Linked DNA regions of Mus musculus: regions 1, 2, 3 and 5 are each linked to region 4. Evidence: chromatin loops called from intact Hi-C (ENCODE). Cell type or tissue: heart. All regions are shown on one strand. Region 1 has its middle 10 kb from the start of Sema6c. Region 2 has its middle 10 kb from the start of Psmd4. Region 3 overlaps Gabpb2 (GA repeat binding protein, beta 2). Region 4 overlaps Prune1 (prune exopolyphosphatase). Region 5 holds the start of Tnfaip8l2 (tumor necrosis factor, alpha-induced protein 8-like 2).

What was found. A loop is a pair of places that touch in the nucleus more often than their neighbours do. Peaks named below come from ENCODE experiments on the same cell type or tissue, not always from the same donor. Only the 100,000 strongest peaks of a DNase experiment are listed, where the experiment ranks them.
Region 1: a loop joins it to region 4, with 2.6 times the contacts of the local background. A loop is called at or near these places in 21 of 42 quality-filtered maps.
Region 2: a loop joins it to region 4, with 2.6 times the contacts of the local background. A loop is called at or near these places in 3 of 42 quality-filtered maps.
Region 3: it touches region 4 in a loop (2.4-fold over the local background); 3 of 42 quality-filtered maps call a loop at or near these places.
Region 5: it touches region 4 in a loop (8-fold over the local background); 23 of 42 quality-filtered maps call a loop at or near these places.

What each region holds. Positions count from the first base shown.
Region 1 is chr3:95,151,793-95,156,792 of GRCm38, reverse strand. No RefSeq gene overlaps it. Among named protein-coding and RNA genes, the nearest start is that of Sema6c, 10 kb to the left of the region's middle. In heart, CTCF peaks have their summits at 1,332 (motif pointing left) and 2,718 (motif pointing right); no DNase peak of the experiment used is centred here.
Region 2 is chr3:95,050,231-95,055,230 of GRCm38, reverse strand. No RefSeq gene overlaps it. Among named protein-coding and RNA genes, the nearest start is that of Psmd4, 10 kb to the right of the region's middle. In heart, CTCF peaks have their summits at 1,324 and 2,029; no DNase peak of the experiment used is centred here; H3K4me3 peaks cover 638 bases; H3K27ac peaks cover 758 bases.
Region 3 is chr3:95,190,154-95,195,153 of GRCm38, reverse strand. Gabpb2 (GA repeat binding protein, beta 2) reads left to right here. Exons shown (of 10, transcript NM_029885.1): 8 at 4,416-4,601. Among named protein-coding and RNA genes, the nearest start is that of Gm16740, 25 kb to the left of the region's middle. In heart, no CTCF peak of the experiment used is centred here; no DNase peak of the experiment used is centred here.
Region 4 is chr3:95,261,338-95,266,337 of GRCm38, reverse strand. It overlaps Prune1 (prune exopolyphosphatase), which reads left to right. Exons shown (of 8, transcript NM_173347.2): 3 at 718-920; 4 at 2,562-2,746; 5 at 3,969-4,127. Among named protein-coding and RNA genes, the nearest start is that of Bnipl, 13 kb to the right of the region's middle. In heart, a CTCF peak has its summit at 2,694 (motif pointing right); a DNase peak (open chromatin) is centred at 2,707; H3K27ac peaks cover 528 bases.
Region 5 is chr3:95,140,723-95,145,722 of GRCm38, reverse strand. It overlaps Tnfaip8l2 (tumor necrosis factor, alpha-induced protein 8-like 2), which reads left to right and starts at 3,369. Exons shown (of 2, transcript NM_027206.3): 1 at 3,369-3,408. It also overlaps the pseudogene Gm9169. In heart, a CTCF peak has its summit at 2,913 (motif pointing left); DNase peaks (open chromatin) are centred at 2,912, 3,342 and 4,052; H3K27me3 peaks cover 335 bases.

The sequences.
Region 1 (5,000 bases), 110 kb after region 4:
TCAAAAGAAACACCCCAAAAGCTAATTATGACAAAACTATTTGGAATTTGGGTTCTGTAGGTGGGGGCCAGAGGAGGGGTTCAAGGCCAGCTTGTGCAGTCTTGGTGTTTCCAAGAGAAGATAATGGATACATTTTAATTACTCTTTTTTTTTTCAGTGCTGAAAAAAGAAACCCAAGACCTTGATGATATGCTAAGTAAACATTCTAACAGTGACTTTTATTTCTAGCCTGCTACAGATAGTTTATCTTGAGGGTCAGGGAATTTTGATGGGAGTATGCCTGAAGATAGGAGAAAATGTTCCTAAAAGAGGACAATGTTTAAATAAAAGCTTTTACGTGGTAAGCATGACGCCTGAATCGTGAACAGCAAAAGGTCCCATGAGGCTCGTGTGTGCAAAAGACACTGGTTCTGAGTAGGGGAAAGGAAAGGGGAACCTGGCTCCAGAAGGCCTGGAGCACCAAGCTGGTCTGGGTCAAACTATTTGGAAGCAGTGAACTCTGTTTTAAGTTCTTTAGTAAGGGAATGACTTGTCAAGGTGTCTTGTTCTTTCTTGATGTTAGGAAAGAAGACAGTGAGGCTGGTGAGATGGCTGTGATTAAGAGCACTGACTGCTCTTCCAGAGGTCCTGGGTTCAATTCCCAGCACCCACACGGTTATTCACAACCATCTGTAATGGGTACTAACTTTCAGACAGACATGCAGACAGAGCATTGCTATGAGTAAATAAATCTAAGAGAAAGAAAGAATGAGAGAGAGAGAGAGAGAGAGAGAGAGAGAGAGAGAGAGAGAGAGCATGCAACCAGGCAGTGAGGAAACACTGGGATGAGAGAGTTGGTTGGTGGCTAAGAGCACTGGTTGCTCTTGCAGAGGACTGGACTGGAATTCCATTTCCAGCAGCTCATAACATCTGTAATTCTAGTTCCAGAGGAGCTGCCTTCCTCTGACATCTGTGGGTACTGGGCATGCAAAGAGTTGCACATACATTGAAGATAAAACATTCATCCACATAAAATAAAATGCATACTTTTATTTTGAAACGGGGGTTTTGCCGGGCGATGGTGGTGCATGCCTTTAATCCCAGCACTTGGGAGGCAGAGGCAGGCAGATTTCTGAGTTAGAGGCCAGCCTGGTCTACAAAGTGAGTTCCAGGACAACCAGGGCTATACAGAGAAACTCTGTCTCAAAAAAAACAAAATAAAAAAAATAAATAAAAGGGCTGGTGAGATGGTGCAGTGGTTAAGAGCACCAACTGCTCTTCCGAAGGTCCCGAGTTCAAAAATCCCAGCAACCACATGGTGGCTCACAACCATCTGTAATGAGATCTGATGCCCTCTTCTGGAGTATCTGAGGACAGCTACAGTGTACTTACATATAATAAATAAATAAATCTTTAAAAAAAATAATAATAATAAATAAATAAATCTAAAAAAAAAAAGAAAGAAAAAAGAAAAGAAACGGGGGTTTTTCTGTGTAGCTTTGGCTGTCCTAGAATTCACTATGTGGACCAGGCTGGCTTCAATCTCAGAGAGATCTGCCTGTAGGGTCCATGTGAAGGTAAGAAGACAATGTCTACAAGTCGGTTCTCTCCCTCCACCATCCTGAGGCAAGGTCTCTCTTGTTTCTGCTGCTGTGCTGTGAGGCCCAGGCTGGCTTATAAGCTTACAAGGGTTCTCCTGTCTCCAACCCTCAGCTGCCTTGGGAGTGTGAACTCCAGGTTGAGTGGCTCTGCATCCTGCTTTTTACCGGAGCCTTGGGAAGCTTAGATTGTCAGGATCGTGTGGCTAGGCCATCTTCTCAGACACACATTTATTTTCACTTGAAATGGAGCCTCACATACCCCTCCCCTCTCCCACTGATGACCTTGGACACCCCCCCCCCCCAGCCCTTCTGCCTCCACCTACCGTGCCAGGCTAGTAGGGTTTAATTGTTAATACATTCATTGAATAAATTTGTACTTTTTCTTTCTACTTAGAAACATAATTCTACATCTTCAAATCTATCTTCTTTTATTTATTTATTTATTTATTTATTTATTTTGGTTTTTCGAGACAGGGTTTCTCTGTGTAGCCCTGGCTGTCCTGGAAATCACTTTGTAGACCAGGCTAGCCTCAAACTCAGAAATCCACCTGCCCCTGCCTCCCGAGTGCTGGAATTAAAGGTGTGCACCACCACGCCCGGCCATCTTCTTTTATTTAATTGAGACTCACCACGCCCGGCCATCTTCTTTTATTTAATTGAGACTGAGTCTCAAGTTGCTGCCCAAGGTGACGACAAATTTCTAGGCTGTTCAAACAATCTTCCTGCCTCGTTCACCAGGTCGGCCAGGACTCCAGGGGCCATCGTACAGCATCCATCCTTTGACAATTGTTTTAGTCACTGTAATTACGATGTTGCTGGTGGGGTACTGACAGAGGTCCTTGCTCTGTAGCCTTGAGTGGCCTGCTGCTCTCTATGTAGACGAGGCTAGCCTCAAGCCTCAGCAATCTTCCTGTCTCAGCCTTCTGAGTGCTGGGGTTATACGTGTGCAGTGCCAAGTCTAACACTGATAATCATTACTGTAAGAGAGACTCTGGCCCAGAACTTGTGATCTTCCTGTTACCACCTGTAAAGTACTGGATTATAGACTAATGCCACCATCTGAGCCATATATATATTGTATGTTTTGCCTGCATGCGTCCATGTGTAGTAGATGCATGCAATGTCTGTGGAGGTCAGAAGGGGGCGCTGGATCCCATGAAACTGAAGATATAGATGGGTGGGGTGTGGATGATGGGGACTGAACCAAACTTTTCGACAAAAGCAGCCAGTGAAAGACAGCCCATTCTTTCCTTTATTTTTAATACTTTCTTTTTATTTTTATTTGCTCATCTGTTTGGTTGTTGTTTTGTTAAGACAGGTCTCACTATATACCCCTGACTGTGCTAGAGTTCACTATGTAGACCAGGCTAGTCTTGAACTCAGAGAGATTTGCCTGCTTCTGTCCCCCAAGTGCTGAGATTAAAAGCATACACCACAATACCTGGCTTTTCATTTCTACACTGATATCTTTCCTTCTCTCTCTCTCTCTCTCTCTCTCTCTCTCTCTGTGTGTGTGTGTGTGTGTGTGTGTGTGTGTGTGTGTGTGCGCACACACACACCAGAAGATGGCATTAGATCCCATTACAGATGGTTGTGAGCCACCATGTGATTGCTGGGAATTGAACTCAGGACCTATGGAAGAGCAAGCAGCCAGTGCTCTTAATAGCTAAGCCATCTCTCCAGCCCTCTAGCCTGTCTTTTTTTTTTTTTTTTTTTTTAATGGTTTTTCAAGACAGGGTTTCTCTGTATAGCTGTGGCTGTCCTGGAACTCACTCTGTAGACCAGGCTGGCCTCGAACTCAGAAATCTGCCTGCCTCTGCCTCCCAAGTGCTGGGATTAAAGGCGTGTGCCACCATTGCCCGGCTCTGTCTTTTATCTTTGTTTTTGACTCTTTGAGACAGGTCTCTTTGTGGTCCAGCTTGGCCTTGATCACAGTCCTCCTGCCTTGCCATCTGCTGTGTAACTGTTTCCTCTGAGGATTGAAACATCCCATCTGGTATGAAGCTCCTTAAGCACACAACTCAAAGAAGCTTCAGGAACTCCCTGAAATTGACCAGATTCACTTGTCAGTCTTGCTGCCCTAGAGAGCAATGAAAGGATGGTTCTCAAACAAAAGGAAGCCTAGCTGCAAAGAGCTCTGAGCAGGCAGAGGTTTAGCCCAGCTAAGGCACCCAGAACAACAGTCTCCAACCTGCCGAGCCACCTGCAGTGTGCTCCAGGCTCTCAGCTTTTGTGAGCTGTTATCCATGCTGGAGTGGGCTTGGAGATGCTGTTGTCTTTGAGTCATTTCTGCTCCTGTAAGTAACTCCTCACCCATATTCCTGTAAATAACCCTAGTAAAACTCATTGGTCCACCAAGTTGGACTTTGGGGTGAATAGATGTGTATTCTGTGTCCCCAGGAAAAGTTTTGTCACACACCACCACCATTGCATGGCTTAGCTATGTTGGTATTTTAGCTTCCTCCAGTATGCACCTTAGGGTCTTCCTCATGCTGCCTCCTCCTCCACGCTGTCTTCACACTCTGTTTCCTCTGTCTGGAACTTTCTTCAACCTCCAGTCTGTACCTCTTTCCTGCCCCATGAATTCCTACTCATATTTTAGGGTTCAGATAAAAGTCTTAGATTTCTTGTTTCTGAGTAGCCCTGGTTGCCTGGAACTCTGTGTAGACCAGCTGGCCTCACACTTCAGTGATCCTCCTGCCTCTGCCTTCCCAGTGAATTCTGGGATTACAGGTGTGTGCTACTACACCAGGCTGAAGTTCCTATCCTTGGGCTATCTTCTGTGTTACAGTCTCCAGTGCTGCACACCTCCCTGCTTGTGTGTGTGCCAGCAAGTATGGAGGCCAGAGCAAGGCTAGGTGTCCTCCTGTGGTGCTTTCTTCCTTACTTTTTGAGACTGGGTCTTCTACTGAAGCTGGGATTCAACTTTTTTGCTAGACTTGCTGGCCAATGAGCCCCTGAGATTCTCTGAATACACAACACACATTCCACCAAGACAGGTGACTTCTGGTGGGAGCTGGGGATCCAAATTCATTCAAATCTCCACGTCTGAGCACCAGGCACTTTACCCACCAAGCTGTCTCCCCAGACCCACACCTCCCCTATTGTAGCATGTGATATCATCATCACCACCAGTTCTTTTTTTGTTTGTTTCTTTAGGACAAGTTTTCCCTGTAGTCCTGGCTGTCCTGAAACTCATTCTGTAAACTAGGCTGGCCTCAAACTCAGAAACCCATCAGCCTCTACCTCCTGAGTGCTGGCTGTGTGTGGCTTTATTAACTAGTAAACTATGAACCCATAGACCGCCATGCTTTATCCTGCTCAGTGAATGCTTCCTGAAAGACTAAGTTCAATATGCAAAGGATATAAGTGCTGTTGGTAAAGTCAGCTTAGTAAACTGCTTGCCAGGTAAACTGAGTT
Region 2 (5,000 bases), 210 kb after region 4:
CAATTGGGAAAAAAGTTCCCTGATGTAACCCAGGCCCCAGGGCATAATTACTCAAAGGCAACTCAGGGTGTGTGGCTTTTCTTCCAAGAAGATAAGGTCTGGAGATAGGCTGCCTGTGCTGGTTTAGGAGGGCCTAAGGAAGGATGTGGCCTGGTCTCAGTTGTACAGATAGTGTAGAGGTCGTTTAGATTACTAGCTACCTCCAGTCCTGTTTGTAGGAGCTTGATATGGCTTGGCCGAGAGCTAACACAGATCACGGGGGTGTTAGTCATCTCTTTCCAGCCTGATGGGCAGAAAGAGATTTTACTTCTTTTCCACTGAAAAAACAACTCGGGAGCTGGGTGTGGTGGCACCTGATTTTAATCCCAGCACTCAGGAGGCAGGTGCAGGTAGATCTCTGCTTTTGAGGCCAGGCTAGTCTACAGAGCAAGATCCAGGACAATCAGAGAATAACAGAGAAACCTTGTCTCAAAGAAAGAAAACAGTCCCATGTGCTTAACATTCCTGGTTTTCCCTGGAGCTCTGTGCTCCCAACAGAGCAGCATTCCACAGCGTGCGCCCAATACTCTGGTCAGCCATTCATCTGCTGCAGGGTATTTACATTGCTTCCATTCCCCAGCTCTGGTGGGTAGAGCAGCCACGAGCAGGTCTCAGCAAGGATCTATGACGTAGGATGTCAGCGAGGCCTTTGGGCGTGTGCCAAGGGGTGATACAGCTGGGGCATATGGTGCATTTATTTTTATCTTTTTGAGAATTTTCCCTATGATTTCCATAGTGGCTGCACCAGTTTTCAATTCCACTAAAAGTGAATGAGTTCCCCTTTCCCCACACCCCCTCCAGCATTTGTTGTCTGTTGTCGTTTATTGTCTTGTTGGTCTTTGCCATTCTGATTAGAATGAAGTCTCAAACTTATTTGCTTTGCTTTTTTTTTTTTTTTTTTTTTTTTTCCTTTTGAGAACTCCATTCAGGTTCCAGGGTCATTTATTATTTTCACTCTTGGCTTTTTGAATTTTTGTATATTCTATGCATTATTCGTCTATTAAATGTATTAAATGTATACCTGACAAAGATTCTCTTCAGTTCTGTGGGATTCCTCATCACTGATTGTTTAATTAGCTATGCAGAGCTTTGTAGTTTGAGGTCCCACTTGTCAGTTGTTGATCTTAATTACTGTACATAAGGAGTTCTATTCAGAAAGCCTTTCCCTACACCTAGACCGTGCAGGGTGCTGTGTTTCCTCCCAGTAGTTTCAGTGTTTCACTGTCCACATTTAGGTCTTTGAACCACAAGGTGGTTTGAATTGAATAGAGCTGTAAATACTACCTGCCACTCACCACTAGAGGGACCCTGTGGTCAGAAGAGGTTACCCACCCATAGGATGCCTGTGGATGTTGGCCAGTTTTCCCTTCACCACTTGTTGAAGATGCTTCCCCCACCCCCCCGCAAGCATATGTCTTGCTGCCTTTGTCAAATATTAAGTGGCTGAAGCTATATGTACTCATGTTTGGGTCTTCAGTTTTGTTCCGTTGGTCTCCAAGTCTCTATTTGTGCTGATACCATGATTTTTTGGCTTGGTTTTGTTTTCCTATAGCTTTGTAATATATCTTAAGGTCTGAAATGGCAATCCCTCCAGGATTGTTCTTTTTGCTCCAGATTGTTTTGGCTATCCAGGATTTCTTGTGGTTCCATATACATTTTTTTGTTTCTTCTTTTTTTTTTTTTATTCCATATACATTTTAGGGTAGTTTTTTCCCCCCATTTCTGTGAAGAATGAGGTGGGGAGTTTGATTGGAATTGCACTGAATCTGTAATAGCTTTAGGTAGAATGGTCATTTTCACCATGCTAAAAGTTTACCACTCCGTGAGCATGGGATGCCTTTCCGTTTTCTAGTGTCTTTCTCCATCTCTTTCTGGCTTTAACTCCAAGTTTGCCTTTGAGATGGATAAAGGAAAAACCATATCCACTAGTGTATTGGATGTAGTCTAGGTATGATGATATTTCTGCTGAACCTCTGATTATAGGGTCCCTCTAGTGGTGAGTGGTGGGTAGTGCTTATAGCTCTAGTCAATATATTGCTGCAAAACAAATCTTGGGTCTGGTTCTGTTTGTTTTTAAGCATTATCCATACTGGGATGCCCTAGAACTAGGTATGTAGACCAGGCTGGCCTCAAATGTCTATGAAGTTACAGATATCTGTTTCTGCTTCTTGAGTGCCAGAATTAAAGACATGTGCTACCACACCCAGCCTGTTTTTCTCTCTCTTAAAGATTTATATGAGCTGGAGAGATGGCTCAGAGGTTGACAGCACTCACTGCTCTTTGAGAGGTCCTGAGCTCAAATCCCAGCAACCATGTGGTGACTCACAACCATCTTCAATGAGATCTGGTGCCCTCTTTTGATTTGCAGTCAGAATCTTTAACAAAAATTATACATTTTTTTTTTTTTTTTTTTGTTTTTCGAGACAGGGTTTCTCTGTATAGCCCTGGCTGCCCTGGAACTCACTTTGTAGACCAGGCTGGCCTTGAACTCAGAGATCCGCCTGCCTCTGCCTCCCGAGTGCTGGGATTAAAGATTTATTTATTATATATAAGTACACTGTAGCTGTCTTCAGACACACCAGAAGAGGGCATCGGTTTCCATTACAGATGTTGTGAGCTACCATGTGGTTGCTGGGAATTGAACTCAGGACCTCTGGAACAGTAATCAGTGCTCTTAACCACTGAGCCATCTCACCAGCCCCAAAATTTCTATTTTTAATTATGTGTATGTTCCAATGTTTGGTAGGGCTGTGAATGTGAGTTGGCTGTTCGCCCAGGTCAGAGATGCCAGATCCCCTGAATCTGGAGCTGCAGGAAGTTGTGAACTTCTTCTACTCAAGCTCATTGTGGGTGCTGGATACCAAGCTTGCTGGGTTGGTCCGCACTCCATCACTGAGTCTATAGCCCAGGCTGGCTTTGACTGAACAGCACAGCACAGCACATTTTCCTTAGCTTCACAGGTGCTAGGGTTGTAGGATCTAATAGTTTTGTTCGTTTTACAAGATGTATCATAGTTATGGTTACTGTGATGAAACACCACGGGCAAAAGCAAGCTAGGGAGGACAGGGTTTATTTCACTCACACTTACACGTCACTGTTTATCATCAAAGGACATCAGGAGAGAGATTCAAAAGAGGCAGCAACATAGAGGCAGGGCAGAGACCATGGAGGAGAGCTGCTTCCTGGCTCGCTGCACATGGCTTGCTCAGCCTTTTAGAACCAAGGACCACCGGGCGTGGTGGCACACGCCTTTAATCCCAGCACTCGGGAGGCAGAGGCAGGCGGATTTCTGAGTTCGAGACCAGCCTGGTCTACAAAGTGAGTTCCAGGACAGCCAGGGCTACATAGAGAAACCATGTCTCGAAAAAAAAAAAAAAAAACCAGGACCACCAGAGCTGGCCCAGCACTCCCTAGATAAGAAAGCATCCCACAGGCTTGCTCCCAGTCTGATTATTATGGAGGCGTTTTCTTAATTAAGGCTCCCTCCTCTCTGCTGACACTAGCTTGTGTAGAGTTGACATCAAACTAGCCAGGACGGTTTTTCTTCTTTAAAAAGTATGTATTTTTATTATTTTAAATTATGTGTGTGTGTGTGTGTGTGTGTGTGTGTGTGTGTGTGTGTGTGATCTGTGGGTGTGTGCACATGAGCACACGTGCCCACAGAGGCCAGAAGCATCCGATCTCCCTCGATCTGGAACTACAGCAGCTTGTGAGTGCTGATGTGGGTGCTTGAAACTGAGCTCAGGTCCTCTGAGGCAGCAGTACCCACCCCTAACCATCTGTCTTAGCCAGTGTACTGTTGCTGGGAGGAGACCACATAACTTTGCAACTGTTAGAAAGACTCTAATTGGGTCTGGCTTACAGCATCAGAGGTTTAGTCCATTGTCATTGTGCTGGGGAGCAGAGCGGCATGCAGGTACTCCATCATGGCACTGGAGAGGTATCTGAGAGTTCAGTGTTTGAACCCACAGGCAGCAGGGAGAGAGAGCCACTGGGCTTGGGTTTTTGAAAACCTTAAAGGCCACACTAATCTTTTCAGATAGCACCACTCCCTGATGACTGAGTATTCAAATCTATGAGAAAGGGGGCGGGGGGGGGGTAATTCTCATTCAAACCACCATACCATCTCTCCAGCCCCCCCCCCCCCACACACACACTTTTTTGTTTTGTTTTGTTTTGTTTTTTTGTTTTTTTGAGACAGGGTTTCTCTGTGTAGCCCTGGCTGTCCTGGAGCTAACTCTGTAGACCAGGCTGGCCTCGAACTCAGAAACCCACCTGCCTCTGCCTCACAAGTGCTGGGATTAAAGACAGCACCACCACTCTTAACTTTCACAAAGCCTTGTTTTGTGGCAGCTTTGCCTGTGCTGTCACATTCCTTAATAGATGACCCATGGTCTTGGCACCTCCAAGATTCTGAAGTCTCCACTGTAGCTCAGGCTTCACTTTCATAGCTTCATGGACTTGAAGAGACCCCCAACCCTGTCATGGGTTGCCTGACCTCAGAGACTCTGTGTGTGTGTGTGTGTGTGTGTCTGTGTGTGTGTGTGTGTGTGTGTCTGTGTGTGTGTGTGTCTGTGTCTGTGTGTGTGTGTCTGTGTCTGTGTGTGTGTGTGTGTGTGTGTGTCTGTGTGTGGTCTGTGTCTGTGTGTCTGTGTGTGTCTGTGTCTGTGTGTGTGTGTGTGTGTGTGTGTGTGTGTGTGTGTGTCTGTGTCTGTGTCTGTGTCTGTGTCTGTGTGTGTAGCACTTGAGTGGATGTCGGGACACAGCTTAGGAGAGTCATTTTATCCTTTTACCTTGTGGGTCCCAGGGATTGAATTTACTTAGGTCGTTGGGCTTGACAGCATATACTTTTACCTGCTAAACTATTTTGCCAGCCCAATTTTACATCCTTCATCCCTTCCAAAACAGCATCAGAAAAGCCAGGTGTGCTGGTACACACCTTCAATCCCAGCATTGGGGAA
Region 3 (5,000 bases), 71 kb after region 4:
TCACCATGCTCAGTTTGTGAGGAGCCATGCTCTGTAAGCCTGCTGCCAAGGAGGGCTGCACAGAGGCCTCGGGAGTGGGTGACATCACGTTCTGCTAGGCACTAGCAATGGAAGAAAACAAATAAGTAAGGGAAATGTAGTCGACTGTGCCAAGCACATTGAATTAATCTACTGTTGTCAATGGAACATTTACTTTGTGGAGGGAGTGGAACATGCTGAAGCACACGTGGAGTCAGAAGACAGGTCGCAGGAGTGGCTTCCTCCTCCCACCATGTGGCTTCTGGGGATCAAGCTTGGCAGCAAGCACCTTTACTGCTGAGCCATCTCAGCCTTAAAAGAATTTTAACCACACAGTTGGCTGAAGTCCATTTGGATTAGGGAACACAGTAAGGATGGGGCGAGGCTGAGGGAGGATTTATCTCCTTCCCACTGGTCCTCATTTTCCCTTTCTAATGGATTCGGTGACCCCATGCCTCGGCATCACAGTCAGATCCCATCACCCCAGGACTGGCCACACTTGCAGCCCTCACTTGGTGTCAGCCCCCTCTCCAGCTCTCTCAGAGCCTCAGCTTGGTGGCCCATCTGCTAAGTGAATTACGATTTCTTTTGTTTTTTATTCTCCAGCACTTTTAAATTACATATAAAATATCAAAGAACTGTGCCAAGCATGGTGGCACATATTTTAAATCCCAGTAATTGGGAGGCAGAGGCAGTCAGATCTCGATGAGTTTAAGGACAGCCTGATCTACATACAGAAAGTGTTCCAGAACAGCTCTGGTTACACAGAGAAACCCATATCCAAAAAAAAAAAGAAAAGAAAAGAAAAGAAAGGGAAAGAAAGAAAGAAGAAAAGGAGAAAGGAAGAGAGAAAAGGAGAGAGGAAAGAAGAAGAAAGGAAAAAAAAAGAAAAAGTAAAATATTGAAATCCACAATCTGGTTCCTCCCACCTTTCATGGTTACACCATGTGTGCTTAAGTTTGGCTGGGAACATAGTTCTGGCGTTTCCAGTGGAGTTGGGCATATGTGTTGCAGAACGCCCTTCTGATAACTACAACAGTAAGCTTTCAGGGGCCAGCGATATGGCTCAGCAGGTGAGTGCTCCCACCAGGCCCAGCAACCTAGGAACTCACATGGCAGATAGAGAACCAACTCCCACACATCATTATGGCCTCTGGGTGCACTACACAGTCATAAAGTAAAAAAAGAAATGAAAATTAAGTATCAAGTTACATAGCAGTGAAGAAGTTACAGTTTGTGAAGAAAAAAATCTTAGGAATTCATATAGCTAGGGGCAGATAATTGGAGGAGGTACTCTCCTACAAACCCTGGAAGGGTCTGGTTGCCTGCTCTTTCATTAATGATAGCCAACTGTTGTGATATATTGGCTTTTTTTTTTTTTTTTTTTTTTTTTTTTTACTATATAACTGTGTTTTTATACAACTGCCTCCCTTCCAACCCTTATCACATCCTAATCCCTTCCAATTCCCAACACTAGGTAGGAGAGAAAGAAGTTAGAGGGAAAAGGGGACATAGATCTCTTTTGACTACTTCCTGAGGTTAGGAATCATTGGGATCCTTGGGGGCAAGTCCAGTCTTCATCGTAAGGGTATCTCCAGCTCTTTGTCATCAAACCACAGCCATGGGGACTGGAAGCAGCCACTGCCATAGACCTTCTCCGAGTTCTCTCATTATCCAGTCCCCAGAGTTAAACTATCTGCAGCTGGCAAAAATTACACCACGGCTAGTGCACGAGACAAATCATAATCATCTGTGAAGCAACCTCTTACCCAACTCCTGGGGTTAAAACAAACACACATCCACAGGACGTAAAACTGGGGTTAAAACAAACGCCTCCACAGAACATAACTGGGTTTTTAAAGAAACCAAAATTTGCCTTATACTGATGTCGTTCTTGCATTGACATTTGGGAGATGAGAATCCTCCCTCACCACCAGTCATTTTTCTTAAGTTTCATACACATGAGTGTTTGTCTGTCTGTCTGTGTGCCTACGACCTATGTGTGGCCAAGGAGGCCAGAAGAGGTGCAGATCCTTTGCAACTGGAGTGAACAGCGGTTATGAGCAGCCACCATGTGGGTAGTGAGAACTGAACCCAACCAGTCCTTTCTAAGAGCAGCCAGGGCTCTTAGTCACTGAGCAGTCTCTCCAGCCCCGCTAGCCATTTTTCTTACCAGTACTAATTCTAAAGGTTGTAGTGACAGTTTTAAGAATTCTGGAATTTTGGTTTCTTTAAAAACATGGGGGTTGGGGGGGGAATACTACAAGATTGTGCTTTCACTTAATCCTAGGTGTGGAGTGGGGCTGCTTAGGGCTGCGCAAAGCAGCTGACCATGGTTGATGCCTCATGCTCTTCTCAGGGGTATAAATGCTAGGGCTCTGCGAGGTGGGTTGCTGGGTGTTGGTTGTTAGGGAGGTTGTTTGCAGGTTGGTAGTAGCTGTAGTCAAAGAAGAAACAAAGGGAAAGAAGTTCAGCACTCAGGAGGCAGAGGCAGGCGGATCTCTGAGTTCGAGGCCAGCCTGGTCTACAGAGTGAGTTCCAGGACAGCCAGGGCTACACAGAGAAACCCTGTCTCAGAAAAAAAAAAAAAAAAAAGAGGGGGGGGGAGGGAGGGAGGGAGGGAGGGAGAGAGAGAGAGAGAGAGAGAGAGAGAGAGAGAGAGAGAGAAAGAAATACTGTGGTAAGCTTAGCCTTACTATTTTGGTTTGCCCCCTGGTTTGGGGTAAATCATTTCTGTTCTCCAGGTTGTTAGTGTCCTCATCTGGTGTGGAGGTGGTTCTAGATTTCCACCATAACATTCAACAATGGGATCGTTTGATTGTTTTGCTGTTTCTGAATTAGGGTCTCATAACTCTCAACTCCTGATTCCCTTGCCTTTACCTCTCACGTACAGCTCTAGGTGCACACCACCACACACGTGAGGTGCAAGTCGCTTGTTTTCATTGAGTGTCCTTGCTGTGTCTCCTATGGATGGACCAGTACCACTTACTCAAAGTTCTCTGTGACTTTCCCACTGTGACTCCTGTTATAGAAGCGGTCAGGAGAGGCAGACATTGCTTGCCCTAGCAGTGCATGGCCTATGTATGGGTTGTTGACCAACCAATGTCCACTGTGCACTCACATCTATAAAACTCTCAGGAATGTACCTGGGACTCAGTGAACACTCTGGTCTATGATTGTGTCTCAGGGGGGCAAAGCCACCTTCCATGTAGCCTCTCTGTTAAACTTTAACCCTTTGATTATTTGCTATAATGTTTTATTAGTTCACTATTAAATGTCCCACATTCTTAAATTATCTACACTTAGGTTTTTTTCAAGTTTTATAGATTTATTTAGACTTTGAAGGTATTACCTAAAAAAGGATTCTAAGTTCTTGGGGAAGTACAGCCTATCATGCTATAGGACAATCCCATGCTCATTACCCTGTTAAAGCTGATGATGCTGGCCCCAAACAAGAAATCTGACACAGACACAATCTAGGACGTAGCTCACATGAGTGTGTACCTAGCTTCCACAAGGTCTTGAGCTTCTTCACCAGGACCATGTAAATCAGGTCTGGTGGCTCACATCTGTAATTCCAGCACTTGGGAGATGGAGGCAGGAGGATAGTCCTTAACTCTGTAGTGACTTTGAGGCCAACCTGGACTACATGGGACCCTGTCTCCACTGCTCCTAAAAAGTATATGTATAGCTTAATTTTCTTTGAGACAAGGTCTTGTGTAGCCTAGGCTGACCTCAAACCTGATATGTAACTTGGAATTTGAGATCCCCTGCCTTTGTCTTCTAAATAAGAGGATTATAGTTATACCTGGCAAGTTCAAGTGTATTTGAACTAACATTTAAAAATCTATTTATGCATAGAATCTCTCTCTCTTTTTTTTATTTGAGAGTTTGTTTCTTGGACCAGAATCTCACTACATAGCCCAGGCTAGCCTAGAACTCATGGTGATTCTCCTACCTCAGCCTCTGGGAGTTAGGATTACAGGGTATGCTGCCACATTGGGAGCCCTAGAACCTATCTTTATTGAGCACTAGTAACATCTTAGGACATGTTTAAAAAAATACTGTTCTATGACTTCCCTATGCTCTTTCCCCTGACTTAGTTCTATAATCCTAGCACTTGGGGGGGTGGGGTTGCTAAGGTGGCCTGGGCACAGTTAGGCTCTACCTTAAAAACTCAACCAATTTTTTGTTTTTGTTTTTGTTTTTGTTTTTCGAGACAGGGTTTCTCTGTGTAGCTCTGGCTGTCCTGGAACTCACTTTGTAGACCAGGCTGACCTTGAACTCAGAAATCCGCCTGCCTCTTCCTCCCAAATGCTGGGATTAAAGGTGGGCGCCACCATGCCCAGCTTTTTTTTTTTTTTTTTTTAATAAGCTTGACGTTTTTGAATTCTTAGCTCATTTAGAAGAAATGGAAGAAGGAAATTCTCTTGACTCCTCGACCCAGCAAGTGGTGGGGAGTGGAGGCCAGAGGGTCATCACCATCGTGACTGATGGAGTCCCTCTGGGTAACATCCAAACATCACTCCCTGCTGGAGGCATTGGCCAGCCATTTATTGTAACTATGCAAGATGGACAGCAAGGTGAGTTATACCCGGTAGACAATTGCTTAGAGAGATTTTAGATCTACCATAGTTCCCTGAAATGAGGCATTAAGACCGATTGCAGGAGTGGGGGAAAGCCCGGAGAGGAGAGAACAGAGGAGCTCTGAGAAGGGGCAGTCAGCAGGCTCCCAGACTACGTTAGCTTCCCTAGGAGCCACGTGTGTGCATGCCTGTGGGATCAGCACAGAGAAGGGTGGACCACCTGGGGCTACACAGACAGACATCTCAAAAACCAGATCAGAAGACACAGTAGACACTGGGCAGTCAGGTACTCAGAACCAGGGAGGCAGAGGGAGAAGTATGGCTGCAAGCTCTAAGCTAGCCTGATCTACATAGTGAGTTCAGGGCCAACCAGGGCTGCAGAGTAAAAGAGCGTCT
Region 4 (5,000 bases):
TGTGTGCCAGGTGCCCTCAGAATCCAGAAGAGGGCATCAGATTCCCTGGGACCAGAGTTATAAATGGCTGTGAGCTACCCTACCATGTGGATGCTGGAAATGGAACCTGGATCCTATTTCCTGTAGCTTGAAGTCTACCTAGGTCTTTTCCTTAAAATAGCTTGTTGACTTCCATGTCATTGCTAAGATGGAGGGCAAGGACCATTCTCTCAGAACATTAGGGTGCAGCTCAGTTGTAGAATGTGTGCTTCCATGGTCAAGGCACTCGCTCGGCTTGCTTATCCAGTATTTAAAAAAAAAAACAAACCATCCCTTTCTTTTCTTTTTTTTTTTTAAAATATATTTATCTATTATATGTAAGTACACTGTAGCTGTCTTCAGACACCCCAGAAGAGGACATCAGATCTCATTACAGATGGTTGTAAGCCACCATGTGGTTGCTGGGATTTGAACTAGGGACCTCTGGAAGAGTAGTCAGTGCTCTTAACCACTGAGCCATCTCTCCAGCCCCATCCTTTTATTTTCATAGGCTTGATAATTGTGGCCTTGAGAAGTGGTAACTTACCCAAGGTCATGTCTTCTTTGGCCTTCTGTTTTGCATTTGTGTATTAGGGAGAGAACTCAGAACCCAACCTCAGGGTCAGAGTTAGGGTGGGGGTTACTTTTTCTTGCATTTTCCTAAGCCTTATTATGTCTTCTTTTCAATTCTGTAACCAGACGTCTGAAGCTGAAGACATCTTTATACCAGTTTTAAATATAAAGCGTTCTGAGCTTCCTCTGCGCGGGGACAATGTCTTCTTTCTCCAGGAGGTTAAGATTCCAGAGCCAGCCCTGATCTTCCGGGACGAGATTGACCTCCTAGCCCTGCACCAGGCTGGCCAGCTCACCCTCATCCTTGTTGACCACCATATTTTACCCAAGTAAGTCAGTGAAGGACACTCGGCCTGCACGGGGAGAAAGGAGGAAGGAGAGCCGTCCACTAGAGTCTCAAAGGCTCATTTGTTGTCATTTTTTCTCGTTTGTTTGTTTGCTTGCTTCTCGTGTGAGATAGGGCCTCACTATGCAGCCTTGGCTGGCCTCTAAATCACTATGTATTCCAGTCTAGCCCTGAAGTCAGAAATCCACCTGCCTCGGAGGCTAACTATAATTGATGGGTCATATCCAATAAAAAAAAATAGTATCACTTCTCTAGTTATGTGATGTTTATGATATAAAGAAACAAAAATATATAGTTAAATAATTATTCAAAATGTTCAAAATAACTTAAATTTGCCTTTAATGTCAGAACTTTTGCTGCTTTAAGATACAGGGATAATATGTTCTAGTAGACTATAAATATCCCAGGCATGTCTGTTCAACAAATGTGTACATCCATAATAAATCCACTTCCAATTTAGGACTAGAGAAGGCTGCCAAAAAGCAACATGAGTGTGATTCTTGTCTAAGTATGTCTGGCTCCTGCTAGTCTTAAAAATGGATATTTTTCCCTTGAGCACACTGTGGTTATACCAAGAAATGATAGTTGCCTGGGGGCATTCATGCATCCATGAATTTACTGATTAAAACATTTTCCTGAAGTGGATAGAGGCGACAGTTTTCATGCATCTTTCAGTCAGGAAGAGGGAGGTAATAAAGAGAGCACTGTAGTGGGTGCCAGAGGCACGCCATTAACTGTCACTCTAGAGGACAGTGGGACTCGATGGGCCATACATGGGCCTAGCTCATTGTGCTGGAGGGAAACTGAGGGCAAAAGGACTCTACTGAGGGCAGCCCAGTCTTAAAAGAGAGCTTTGTGTTTGTCCGAGGTGGGCAGGTGTCTGAGAGGAGCCTTCAGGCAGAGAGAGGAGTTAGCAGAGGTGAAGCCAGGCAGGCATGAAATCGCACACTGAGTAGGGAACTGGGACTTGTTTTGCACAGCTGGGCATGAATTATGTGGGAAAGGTAAGATGTGAGTTGATGGGACTAAGGTAGGCAGGGTACAGATCATGGAGTCCTTGTAGGCCTCTCTAAGGAGATTGGACTGTATTTTGGGGTAGTAGAAAACTTAATTATAGTTATTCCAGGTCCTAACAGAATAAAGTTTTTTGTTGTTGTTGTTTTTGATTTTCATTTTGTTTGTTTTTCAAGTGATCATCCAGGAATCTTTTGAGGGACGGCTTAGATGAGCCCTTAATTGAAACAGTTCAGGTAGGGGATACTGATGGGCCTAGAAGGCCGTAGCACAGGGCTGGAAAGGAAGACATGGTGACTTTCGTGATGTTTCATTGTCAAGAGAGCAAGGTCAGGTATAGAGTTCAGTTGGAAAGGTGACCCTAAAGGACAGTGACCGTGTAGGTATTTACAGCAGAAACGTCACAGAGTTCACTTGTGTGCTGTTTAAAAGCTGCTTCTGATTCCACGTCAGAGAGTGGAGAGGGGACGGTGGGGTGAGGTGACTTCTGTGTACTCACATGGGACATGCATACTTTTCCTCTTGGTGGGGAGTTGGAGATCCATTTGGGCAGCTGGAGAGCTCTTACCTGCTTCTCTTTCTGTTTTCTGTTAACCACCACCCTCCCCAGAAGCGATGCAGCTCTGGAGGAGGCCGTAGCAGAGGTGCTGGACCACCGACCAATTGAGCAGAAATACTGTCCTCCCTGTCACGTTTCAGTTGAGCTGGTGGGGTCCTGTGCCACCCTGGTGACAGAGAGAATCCTGCAGGGGGCACCAGAGACCTTGGACAGACAAACTGCAGCCCTACTGCATGGTAAGGAATCAGGTTTGGGTTGTGACCTTTGCCCTTATCCCGGAATGGGGGCGGTGAAAGTCTAGACTCCAGCCTCACTGGTGGCGGTGACTCTTGAAGTTTACTCACCCCAGAGGGCCAGGGTTCCTGCAGCAGCTGGTCATTGTTTCACTGCCTGGGTTGGAGTTAGTACAGGGGAAGCAGAGGGCACGGGTCTTGGTGGTTCCCGTTTGCAGCAATGTTTAAAGGAAAGAGGACTCACTGAAGAAACAGGAAACATCTCTGATAGCAGTTCCACCAGGAAATGGTTGTTATATCTCCAGCAGGCCTCTTAACCTTCCCTTTTATATTTTTCCACGGGGTGTGTAGTGCTGATCTCATTTAGATTAGACTAGGCACACTCTTCCAATATTAAGATACTGTGATGGAAGACCAAATCCAGACAGAAGAGAAGCACAAAGCTTCATCCATAGCCAACAAACTTTTTGAAATTGACAGCTGCCGGGCAGTGGTGACGCACGCCTTTAATCACAGCATTTGGGAGGCAGAGGCAGGCAGATCTCTGAGTTCGAGGCCAGCGTGATCTACAAAGACAGTTCCAGGATAACCAGGGCTACACGCAGTTGGGTGGGTAGGGAATGGAGAGGGAGCTGGGGTAGGGGAAAGAATATGAAATTTTCAAAGAATAAAGAAAATTGTAAAAAAAAAATTTAAAAAGATAGTGTAATGGAATTTGGTTTGCTGAAGAGCTAGATTCCTTCTGGAATCTACAAGACTCAGGATGCCCAGTCTCCTTGTTTTACTTTTTTTATTTTTTAATTTTATGTGTATGGGTATTTTGTCTGTGTATATATGTCTGTGTACCGTGTGTATGCTGGGTACCTGAGGAGGCCAGAAGAGGGCTTCAGATCTCTTGAGATGAGAGTTATAAACTGCCATATTGGTTATTTGACTCAAACCCAGGCCCTCTGGAAGAGCAGCCAGTGCTCTCAACTGCTGAGCAATCTGTACAGCTCCACACCCAGGCTTCTGTCTGTCTGTCCATGTCCCTAACTGCATTGTACTTTGGGAGTTTTCTCTTAGGACATGGTCAATCCAAGTGTATTATTTTGACTTCAGTGGGGTTGCCTGGGTTGTATCCTCTGAATTGTGTTCATTGGATTTGGAGTTATATATGTGCTAAAGATTGTGAGTGGAGGGTTCACTCACACACAGGACTCCTGCTCTGCCTTATCCCTTATAGGAACCATCATCCTGGACTGTGTCAACATGGATACCAACATTGGGAAGGCAACCCCAAAGGACAGCAAATATGTGGAAGAACTGGAAGCCCTTTTCCCAGATCTGCCCAAAAGAAAGGACATATTTGATTCCCTGCAGAAGGCCAAGTTTGACGTCTCAGGTATGATGTGTCATATTTTCCATGAGAGAGTCAGTGGGCAAGCTTTGATTTCAGAGCATAGAAATGGTAATGAGTAACATACATGTCTGCTCACGAACAGATGAGTCATGTTATGTCATTCCATCCTGAGCCTGCGAGAGGATTATAGCCGGTCTTTGCTCCTTTGGGGGTTCTTTTTCCTACCCTTTCTCCCCCTAGTTTCAACCCTTTTCACTAGATAGGAGAGAAAAAAGGATGAGGGTGGGGACAGACAGACAGAGATATCCTTGTATCTAATTTCTTTCTTTCTGTTTCTTTGAGCAGGACTACTAGTAGAACAAACCAACCTCCCTAAATTACCAATAACCATGCACACCACCTCTTGGGGCCCTAGCATTTATATACCTTCTGAAAAGTGTCTTGAGTTGCAAATGTCACACAATTACAAAGACTATCTGCAGCTGGCAAAACCAAGCCTCTGCTAGAGGGTGATGCAAATCATAAAGAGCTACTGTGGACAGTTGGAAGCACCCCATCTCCCCACACCTGGGGTTAAAGTGAACAATTTCTTTTTTTGGTTTTTTGAGACAGGGTTTCTCTGTATAGCCCTGGGTGTCCTGGAACTCACTTTGTAGACCAGGCTGGCCTCGAACTCAGAAATCCGCCTGCCTCTGCCTCCCATGTGCTGGGACTAAAGGTGTGCACCACCGCCGTCCAGCTAAAGTGAACATATTCTTATATTTCTGTGTTTGTGTGTGTGTTTTTTTAGAGATTTATTTATTATTATAAATAGGTACACTGTAACTGTCTTCAGACACACCAGAAGAGGGTGTCAGATCTCATTATGGGTGGTTATGAGCCACCATGTGGTTGCTGGGATTTGAACTTGGTACC
Region 5 (5,000 bases), 120 kb after region 4:
TATAGGGTAAGTGCTGAGTTCTCTCTTTTTTTTGGGGGGAGGTGGAAACTGCTTTCTCTTTATTTAGACCTTAGGAGGAAAAAATGAACTTTGGTCACATAGTACCTTTTAAAAAATCCAGTTTTACATATTTCTAAATACACAGGACTAAATGAGCAGAGAAATAATTTCTTCTGTAAAAACTGGCCAAATTTTATCAAAAACTTTACCATACAGTAAAATCAACTTATATAAAGACATTTTGGGTTTGCAACCTTTGAATGATGTGACAGGGCACGTCCACACATAAGTGTCCTGTGCTTGCTCTGGTCCACGAGCAAAGACTAAACAAGCATGGACTGTCAGTGATGGTCTGCAGCAGGGCTGGTGGCAGCCAACTCCATGATGGACAGGTCTACTTTAACAAAGTATAACCAAGGAAACACGTCACAGTATCAGATGAATTATGTAAGAGCAAAGTAGGAACAAACCAAAAGATGAAGATGAAGGAGCTGCCACAAACAAACAAGTGTCCCCCATAATGCACCTACAGAGGCAAACGGCGGGGAGAGGGCAGATGATGCTAATATGAAGGGAAGCTGAGTACAGCATTTATTTCTCATTTTATACAACTCGGACTCTTTACAAAAATGGTTATAGTCATGCCTGGAGAAATGTAACCCACGGCATTTGAAAGCAAACACTCTTTGTAGTTATTTAAAAGGGCCTTTTTAAAAAAATTATAATACAGAGGTCTGTGCTCTATAAGCAGTCCTCCACTGTGCATTATAACAATAAGGTTTACTTTTAATACAAAGACTAGGTGTTTGGTAGTTAGGAGCCACTGGACTTGACAAACATCATCTTATAATTGCTCTTCGCATCTTTTTTGCTCTTCGGGTCTTCTGTGTCGTCAGGATGCTCAGCAGCATGAAGCTCTTCTGCAGACTCCTCCTTCTCAGACTCAGAGTCACTGTCCGAGTCATCTGGACTCTCAGCATCAGGGGAGTCGTCTTCATCGTCATCTCTAGCCACATCATCTTCTCCATAATGATCTTCTACCTCACTGAAGCCGAGTCCGCAGTGCCGCCGATACCGTCAGTTTGCTGTCGATGCTCTGCTGGTACTGAGACTCCAGCTCTTCATTAATTTTCTTGTCTTCTTCCCCTGTTCAGAAGTGAGATGTTGATTTGTGATCTCCTATAACAAGACGACCAGTGTGTTCTTTCTTTCCTGCACCCATAAGTCTCAAGAACTTTTGTTTTCTTTCTTCATTGCCTAAGTCTGCTGCCTCCCAATTGCTAGATCCAAGATCATCGTCAGGGGAGGCTAAACGTATCACCCCATGTGGGTGAGACTCCCGGGCAGCACTCATCGTAGCTGGGATCCCGACGGGGATATGCCAAACACACTCGCAGTTCTCCTCAAACGTGACACCAGCAGCCCTCACCCAGCCACCGGACCAAGCAGTGCCACTCCAGAACGCAGAGCCCCCTCCGAGTTCTCATTTCCATGGACTTTTAAGAAAAAAAGTTTAGCAGGAAGATGATGGCACACACCTTTAATCCTAGCACTCAGGAGGCAGAGGCTAGCTTGGTCTACAGAGCGAGTTCCAGGAGATAGGTTCTCTCAATGGCTCATTACTTACTAAGTACTAAAACTGACCTTGAATTCACAGAGACCTGCCTTCCTCTACCTCCCCAATGCTGGGTCTAAAAGTGTGCACCCCCACATACAGGTGCGGTGCTTTATTTTATTTTGGTTGATGGCTAATATGGGAGGGACCAGATCACTGTGGGCACGTGGGCTGGTGGTCCTGGGTGCCATATGAAAAGAAGCTGAGAAAGTAATGTGATAAACATTGTCTTCTATGACCTTTGCACCAATTCCTGCCCTGACTTCCTTCAATGATGGATTATAATACGGAAGTGTAAGCAAAATAAACCCTTTCCTCCCCAAGAATGGTGGTTCATCATGGCAATAGAAACTCTGAGACAGGCCAGTGAAACTATGCCTCAAAGAAAGTGAACCAGACCAGGTTCCTGAAGATGACATCAGAAATTGTTCTCTGAAGCCCGGCGTGGTGGCACACACCTTTAATCCCAGCCCTTGGGAGGCAGAGGCAGGCAGATTTCTGAGTTTGAGGCCAGCCTAGTCTACAGAGTGAGTTCCAGGACAGTAGGACAGTCAGGGCTATACAGAGAAACCCTGTCTCAAAAAACCGAAAGAAAGAAAGAAAGAAAGAGAGAGAGAAATAAATAAATAAATAAATTGTTCTCTGGTCTACACACATGCACACACTAAATATGTTTTTAAAGACTTTTATTGTTTGTATGTATGTGTATTCTACATGTGTGTAGGTATCCAAGGAGACCAGAAGGTATTAGATCCACTGGAACTAACTAGTGGTTATGAACCACCAGATATAGGTGCTGGGAATAAAAGTCAGAACATCTGGAAGATCAGTGAGTCACTGAGCCATGGAGTCGCTGACTCCAGTCTCTGGAAGCCCCCAAATCAGTTTTTAAATCCCTGAATCCTAAGGCCTTTTTTTGGGTTCTCAATCTGTGCTGAAGAAAGCTATATAATTCACTCCTTTAAAGATTTGTGTGTCTGTGTGTGCCCAAGTGTATGTTCATGTACTGATTTATTCAGGTGACTCTGGAGGCCAGAAGAGAACACTGGAATTCCTGGAGCTGGAGTTGTGGGTGGTTTTTCCAAGACAAGAATTTTACTATGCAGCCCTGGCTGGCCTGGAGCTCACTCTGTAGACCAGGCTGGCCTTGAACTCAAAGATTGGATTGTCTCTGCCTCCAGAATGCTGGGATTAAAGGTGTAGTTTTGCCTCATTGGAGTCTACCCTCATTTATCAGGCCCTTTAAAGCTATTAAGCTCTGTACTCCAGCGTTTTGGCTCGATGCTGACACCTGCTGGTCACGCATGGCTCAGCAGCCCTAACCTTGGCACCTACCTCCTGCCTGCTCTGGCTGGGGCAGTCTGTGCCAATCTTACCTTCTAGGGCCTGAAGATGCTTGTATAATGCTGTTCTACTACACCACTCGATGATCTTTCAGTACTTCCCTCACTGTCTCTCACATTAAAATCTGGACTCTGCACGGTTTTCAGTACCACAAAAATATTAGGCAGCAAGAAAGAAGCAGACCTTTTATTAGGTGGAGGTGTGTAAATCCGTCCTTGCCACTTCAGAGTTGGTGCTTCCTACAGAATTCCATTCCTTTTGACCTTTGTCTTATTTCTAGGTGGCTCTTGGGACACTGGACTTCTTGGTGACAGTGATGATGAACCGGAGGTGGAGAGTAGATAGGCGGGGCCTGGGGTGGGGCTAGACCAAAGGGCCTCTTAGGAGCTTCTCCATTCTGTGAGCTCTCAGAAACATCCAAGGCCAGACTGGCACCCAGCACACGGCAGGTGAGAGTCTGGCAATGACAGAGGGTGGGTTTCGGGGTGACACTGACAGGATATCCTGACCCTTTCACCTTCACCTTTCTTTCTGTCTTGTGAAACTCTCGCTTGTAGAATTCTTGGGTCTCCCCCTCTCTCCCCAGAACCATTTTAGTGTATTTAGTGGATGGGGCAAGGCTGTCTGAGAGTGAGACCTGGCTTGGGATGGTGGCTGAGTCTAGAGCTGAGGGACAGAGATGCACATGGGGTAACGACTAGAGATTTAGAGATCTACAGTATCTTCGGACATGGAAGTACAGTGACGCAAAGTGAAAGAAACCTTTGCTAGGCTAGAGATTCATGAGGGTCACGTAGAGGCTGGGACAAAAAGAGCGAGTGACATAGCTACCCTGGGAGGACTGGGGACCTAGTTGGAGATGGCAAAGGGAGCAATAGAGAGCTGGGTAAGAGGAGGGCAGGTAGGGAAGGAAAGCGGGCCCCTATAGAAAAATCATCTCCAGTGTGAAAGATCCACAGGGCAAGGCAGAAACAAATCAAGATGGCAGGTTCCCATTGGAGTGATTCGGCTGCCGGAGAGAGCCCCCTGGCTGTCCTCCCTCTGAGAGGACTCCTATTTTCATTTGAGGGAGAGGGTGAGGTTGCTCCTTCATTGCGGTCACAGCCACATCCTGCAGAGCCGGGGAGGGGGAAGTAAGAAGCAAAACAACCAGAAGAAGCACAGTCAAGGCCCATGGTGAGAAGACCCTGTCCGTAGGCACAGGATATACCACCAAGAAGGCCTCGCTCTGCTCAGCCTAGCCAGCCTGAGACCACTACCTGCTGCCGCAGCCACCCTTCAAAAGAGCGCCCTCCTTGTTGGAGGGCGAATGTGGAGGGGTTATTTGACTTGTAGCCTATTTTTTCTCATAATTTGTGTCTGTTATTTATTATGTATATGTGTGAGTAGAGGCCAGAGGTGTTGGGTCTCCCTGGAGCTAAAGTTATAGGTGACTGTGAGCATCTGTTGTCTGAGAGTGTTGTCCCACTCCTTGAAGCCTGTTTTCATACTTACTAGGCCAAGTTGCTTAAGATCTCTTAGCTTTGCCCAGAGGTGGTGGCACATGCCTTTAATCCCATCACTTAGGAGGCAGAGGCAGGCAGATCTCAGTTCAAGGCCACCCTGGTCTACAGAGCGAGTTCTAGGACAGCCAGGGTTATACAGAGAAACTTTTGTCTTGAAAAAACAAAAACAACAAAAAAGAGTCCTTCAGTCTGAGATTTCTCTCTGTAAAACAGGGCTTGTCACCCATATGAAGTTGGTAAACCAAGACAGTTAATATCAAACACTTGGCACACAGTAGGTTCTTTAAAAAAAAAAAAGCCAAGTGTTCTATTTAAGATTCTGGAGACCCTATATCTCTCACTTCTTTTAAGACTTTATGGTACCCCCACTGACATGAGCTTTGGATCTCAAGCCTGGAAACAGAGGGGCGCTGTGCAAATTCCCTGTCGGTCGGCCGCCGCATAGCCCACTGCCCTGACTCCAGCCATGCCCACACTCCTCCAGCCAGGCTCTCCCTGCTCCTCGCGGCTGTTTTGGAGACACAAATGTCTTGTTT